2 separate regions of the Homo sapiens genome follow, and region 2 is linked to region 1. A link is an interaction called in ENCODE POLR2A ChIA-PET data of the cell type or tissue named here. Cell type or tissue: HepG2. All regions are shown on one strand. Links, peaks and the distances in the headings refer to the core of each region. The heading gives the core; the rest is flanking DNA.

Region 1 (2,911 bases), core at 198-2,697:
TACCCTTGCCAGTGTCGTAATGCTCCTGTTCTCCCATAAGCCACTCTCTCCTGCACTTGTGTTGCTACAGGATCAGAACCTAATCCTAATTAGAACCTAGTTTTATTTATTTTATTGTTATTATTAATTATTATTTTTTGAGACACCCGAGTCTCACTCTGTTGCCCAGGCTGGAGTGCAGTGGTGTGAGCTCACTGCAACCTCTGCCTCCCAGGCTCAAGTGAGCTCCCCACCTCAGCCTCCCGAGTAGCTGGGATTACAGGTGCATGCCACCATTCCTGGCTAATTTTTGTATTTTTTTTTTAATAGAGATGGTGTTTCGCCCTGTTGTCCAGGCTGGTCTCAAACTTTCTGGCCTCAAGTGATCCACCTGCCTCAGTCTCCCCAAGTGCTGGAATTACAGGTATGAGCCACTGCACCTGGCCTAGAATCTAGTTTGATGTAGAAAATTCAAATTCAAATTGTGCATTCTTCACCAAGTGTGCTAAACTTGCATCTGGGTGTGGGGCTGTGGTTACGGATATAGAAAACTTCATTTAATGAGAATGATATTGACATTTACACGACAACAACAACAATACTGCAATTTATTGACTATTTTCTATGGCAAACACTGCAGAGTATTTCTCAAATGTTATCACGCTCATGCCCCCACCAAGTCTATTGTTACCGCCCCCATTTTATAGATGAGGAAGAGATCATAAGTAGTCGAGTAACCTGCTCAGGCTACACAGCTATTAAGAGCTGGAGCTGGGATTTGAACCTGGGCAATTGTAACTTCAAAGTTGGTGTTTCTCCCTCCCTAAGCATCGCCCCACCCCATCTACCATTTGTGCTGTGATCTTCGCTGTCATGGTGTCCCATGTCTTTCACTGTTCCAGTTCAAGAAGCTTCTCCCCATCGCCTCCTATCCACTACATCCTGACTTGCTAATGACTCTTCTTGTCAGTACCAAGGGGATGGTAAGGAGGAAGAGGGGGCTTGTGTCAAAGTGAGGTGCTCTCTAAGTTAAAAAATTGGCTTTGGAGGCCTTGGGGGGAGGGATGAATGAACATTTTATCAACACAAATGTCATTGGCAAGCCCCAAAACAAACAGTGTCCCACCGGGCTTGCTCCTTTATGAGGCATTCAATCAATAAAAAGAGAGCAGAACTCTGTCAGATTTATTGGCTGGGTTCAAACCGAACACCTCTTCTACCCGCCAAAGGCTGGGTCACCAGCACTACCTCTCCTTTCCGACTCTGGACAGCCCTCATTTTCCCCTATGGGGCTACAATGGTTCATTGTTTGAGGCAGGCCTTGTGAGAAGTTGTGTTTGTTTTGCCTCTTATCTTATCAGCTCCAGAGCGACAATGGCCCAGGTGTACTCACCATTTTACCATCAGGTGAGAGGAGATTGTGGCCTGGGTCCAGGCTGGCTGGGGAGACTTGCTGTAAAACCGACTGGCTGGTCACCATGGCGCTGTTGCCATGGTGACTGATTGTTGAGGAGGAAGTGATCTCATTGTTTCCCTGCTGGCTGTAGCGCACTCCTGCAAAACAACACAAACCCAGTAGGGAACATTAGTGCCACCAGGGTCCTGGAACAATGACTCGGCACCTCTTGTTTTCAAGGGTGGGTAATAAGAAAATAAAGTTGCTTTCTCCTCCCCTGTCCACCCACAAGAAATATCGGCTGCTTTTCTCCAGGGTAAATATGGCATGTTCTCTATTTAATTCTAGAATGTAAGCGCCACGAGGGCAGGAAATTTTTATCTCGTTTGTTTTGTTCACTGATGTATCCCCAGTGCCTTGGCACTGAATAGCCACTCGGTAAACTTCTGATGAATAAATGAATGACTGGATGGATTCTGTTTGTTATTGCTTCCGCACAGTTCTTTGAGGATTTGGGGGTTGAGACTAGCCTTCTGTTACTGGCTGGAGTATTTTTTATTCTTTAAAATGCCTTTTAGAAATGTTTCCCTGGCATCCCTCGTGGTGCTGCAAAGTATAAGTAGACCCATGTGACGAAGAAGAAGCCCTTGTCCAGTGACCCTTGAAAGAGCCGTAGCTTAGGCATCAGTCTCTGTGTACCACCTTTGTGGCCAGGCCCAAGAGGTCAGGGGCACGGACACAGGCAGAGCAGGACAGGGATGAAGCTGCGTCTAGGAGCTAGGCTGTAGAACTCACATTCCTTTGCTGGGGGTCCCATTTGGCTGCCTTCCAGGGCACAGGGAAAGGTGTGTCTGCTGGGAGGTGGGGCAGGCAGCACCACACACAGGCAGATGTGGATGTTTAGTAAACCACTGGAGTTTGCTCTGCAGGGGAAGGGTAGAACCAAACATGTTTACAACCTCGCTGCTCTGACCCTCCCTCTTGCTCGGGAACCAAAATGGAGGTCTGCTCTCAGGAAAGAAAAGTTCTGGACAGAGATCAGGCAACTGAAGGAAGCTAAAAGAACGCCTGGGTCCAGTTTGCAGATGGAAATCCTGCTTGATGTGCCCATGAAACAGTCAAGGACAAGGTTGGGGGTACATGGGGCATCTCACCCCTAAGCTCAGTGCTTAGAAAGACAGTGTTCTTGTTTTTTGCTTTGGATTTGACAAAAAGGTTTGGAGGACCCTGTCCTGCAGAGACCAAATGCTCTAGGCATGGAATTATCTGGATAGGTGGACCAACTCTTTAGCTGCACGTCTTCCTTTGCCCAGTTTCCCAAGATGAACCATCCCTGTACACTGATTCTGTTGTTGCTCTTTCATCCACCCACCCCCTGCCCTAGCTAGAGCCCCACCTTCCAGAGGAGACCACAAAGTTCCCCCAGGGGCCAGGCACTGCCATAATCAGTGTCATAATCTGCCTCTAATTCACCAAGATGAAGCTTACCAAGATGAGACTAGATGAGCCCCAAGCCAGTTTTCCTTGGATCTTCCT
Region 2 (2,911 bases), core at 270-2,769, 49 kb after region 1:
CCTTCAGAAAACTAATGATCAAGAAGAGAGAAAATTCAGTAGAATTTTAATTCCACCAGAATTAGAAAATTATGTTTGTAACAGAGAGTTCTCAAGCTCGTTTGGGTTTGTAACTCAGACCTTTGCAGCAGTTGGTTTGTTTGTTCAACAAGTATGTGTCTGTGTCAGGCCCTATTCTGGGTACTGGTGATGCAGCCGTGAATGAAACAGACAAAGCCCCTGTCCTCCCAGAGCTCACCTGCCAGCAAGAGCCAGGGACAGGCAGCAAGTCAATCCGTGGTGTATCACAAGAGGATGTATGATTGAGAACAATGAAAGGGCAGGGGACAGTGAAAAGGCAGTGTGCGGGACTCTGTTGTAGGTGAGGGATCTTCCTGGGGAAGGAGGTTCAAAAGTGACGTGTGGCTGGAAATCAACTCAGACTTCTTGGGATGTTGGTGTGCTCCACCCACCCTACCATACAGGCCCTATGCATGCCCAGAAATCCCTTCTGAGCTGCAAAGACACTGACTATAAGTAGGAATGAGTTGAATGAAGTGTTGCTAAGTTTTTAAAGGGCTTTTCTTTAAAACATTTGTGTGAAAATATTTTTCCCAAGTTACTCCTCTCAATTAAAAAAAGTTTGAACACCTCATTTCCACTATTTGTATGAATTAATTAATTAACTTACTACATGTGCTACCATACTAATATTTTATGCTCATTATAAGACTAACACAAGAATAAAAAGTATGGAGTTAACATAAATATAAAAATAAGGCTGGGCATGGTGGTTCACGCCTGTAATCCCAGTACTTGGGAGGCTGAGGCGGGCGGATCACCTGAGGTCAGGAGTTTGAGACCAGCCTGGCCAAAATGGTGAAACCACATCTCTGCTAACAATACCAAAAAATAAATAAATAATAGCTGGGTGTAGTGGCAGGCACCTGTAATCCCAGCTACTTGGGTGGCTGAGGCAGGAGAATTGCTTGAACCCAGGAGGCGGAGGTTTCAGTGAGCTGAGACCGCACCATTGCACTCCAGCCTGGGCAACAAGAAAGAAACTCCGACTCAAAAATAAAAAAAAAATAAGACCCAAGATTTTCATCCTGTACCCTCAATATATCAGTTTGTGCTTCCCCCTCTTGGGGACCCCTGTTCTAAGGTAGAAAAGTACTAAATACTATTTTATTTTTGGATAAGAAGAAACTTGCCTAGAGGTCACTAGACAGACACCTCTCAGGACTTTTTTACGATTTGGAAAAGAATAAGGGAGATTGAGGTACAGGAGGAGAGAGAAAGGCAGAAAGGAAGAAAAGAAAAGGGGGATAATGAAGAAAAGAAATAAAAGAAATAAGCTTTCTTTTTTTAAAAAAGAAAGCAAGATAAAAGAGAAGGAGAGAAGGAAAGAAAAAGAAAGAAATGAAGAAAGAAAAGAAAAGAAGGAAGGTAAGAAAGGGAGAGAGAGAGAAAGGGAGAGAGAAAGGAAGAAAGGGAGGGAGAGAGAGAGAGAAGGAGAGAGGGAGAGAGGGAAGGAGAGGGAGAGAGAAAGGCAAAAAGTAAGGAAAAAATACCCCCAAGACGCCACTGGACAGAGGCAGTGCCTGTGCTGTCTGCCCGGCCTTTGCTCAGACCTCTCAGTGTTGTAAGAATGTTCCGTCACAGTCCATAGGCTGGACCTTGGCCTCTTTCCACACATTCAGAACCACCAGCTAATGCAATGGAGATTGCTTTCTGGTCCAGCTCTCTTACCCGATGGCCAGTTCCCCTTCGTGGCCCTCACTTGGCAGTGGTGTCAGGAGTGATGTGGAGGCTGACCTTTTCCCATCACTGTCCTGCACAACTCATTAACTTCTCCTTGCAGCTGGAGATGACCATTATGGAGTAGAAGAGCTGACAGGTTTTTCAGAGAGCAGAGGAATGCACAGTTTCCCAGAAGTTCCTGATCCAGGAGTTCTCGCCTGTAGAGCATGGGAGATAATCTGGTTTATGGGGCCATCAGAAGAAAGTCATGTTCCAAGCTCTTAAAGAACCCTGAGCTCTTTTTCTTTTTAGACTCTTGCATTAAAAACAAAGGAATGAGACAAGGCACTTCAGTGTAGAATGGATCAAGGAATACAAAATAAAATAATGAAAAAATGCTATGCAAATAATACAAACATAAAAACACAAGCAATGTTTCTTGAATGAAATTTTTTACTTTCAAATTTGATCTAGCCCTGCACCAGGAGGCATGCAATTTGTTGAAGGAATAAATGGTGAATTTTCACGATAATTCTGTGACAATGCAAGGTGGACAGGATCTTCATGGAACCAAGGAGACTGAGGCCCCAGAACTTAAGGGCCCAAGGTCATACAGTGAGTGAACAGGTGTCAAGACCGGTCCTCCATTGTCACCAGGGCACTGCCTCCATGCAGGCCTTTGGTTTCCTTTGGGAAGATTTATCACTTGCCTAGCTACTCTGGTGAAGTCATTGCTTTAGGGCAATGGGACTGAGTTTAAACATATTGAGCACCTAAAGAAGACAGGCATGTATCGGGCATGGGGTGGTGGGGTGGGGTATAAAGCCGTGAAGCTGGCCCCTGCCCCCAGGAAGCTCACAGCCCATGACAACTGCAGTGACCCTTATGCCTGTCATTTTCATTACTGTCTTCCCTGTCTTGTTATTGAATATTATTGTAATCTATGTGAGCATTCACCTTTTAAAAAGGCTTTTAGTTTTTGAATTACAAAACTGATAAATATCACCATATAATCTAGCAATTCTATTTCTGGGTATATGCCCCAAAGAATTGAAAGCAGGGTCTTGAAGAGATATTTATACACCCATGTTCATAGCAGAATTATTCACACTAGCCAAAAGGTGGAAGAAACTCAAATGTCTTTTCTTTTTTTTTTTTTTTGAGACGGAGTTTCACTCTTGTCACCCAG

What was found. Peaks named below come from ENCODE experiments on the same cell type or tissue, not always from the same donor. Only the 100,000 strongest peaks of a DNase experiment are listed, where the experiment ranks them.
Region 2: POLR2A ChIA-PET joins it to region 1 with 7 read pairs; 8 of 35 experiments call an interaction of 5 or more read pairs at or near these places.

Annotation. Positions count from the first base shown.
Region 1 is chr17:37,709,131-37,712,041 of GRCh38, forward strand. HNF1B (HNF1 homeobox B) reads right to left here. Exons shown (of 9, transcript NM_000458.4): 5 at 1,373-1,533. LOC124903989 (a long non-coding RNA gene) reads left to right here. Exons shown (of 3, transcript XR_007065733.1): 2 at 1-962; 3 at 1,341-1,845. Among named protein-coding and RNA genes, the nearest start is that of HNF1B, 34 kb to the right of the region's middle. RefSeq lists enhancers at 1,641-2,162, 2,163-2,684. In HepG2, for the core only: no CTCF peak of the experiment used is centred there; a DNase peak (open chromatin) is centred at 1,411.
Region 2 is chr17:37,757,727-37,760,637 of GRCh38, forward strand. No RefSeq gene overlaps it. Among named protein-coding and RNA genes, the nearest start is that of HNF1B, 14 kb to the left of the region's middle. In HepG2, for the core only: no CTCF peak of the experiment used is centred there; a DNase peak (open chromatin) is centred at 1,655; H3K27me3 peaks cover 295 bases.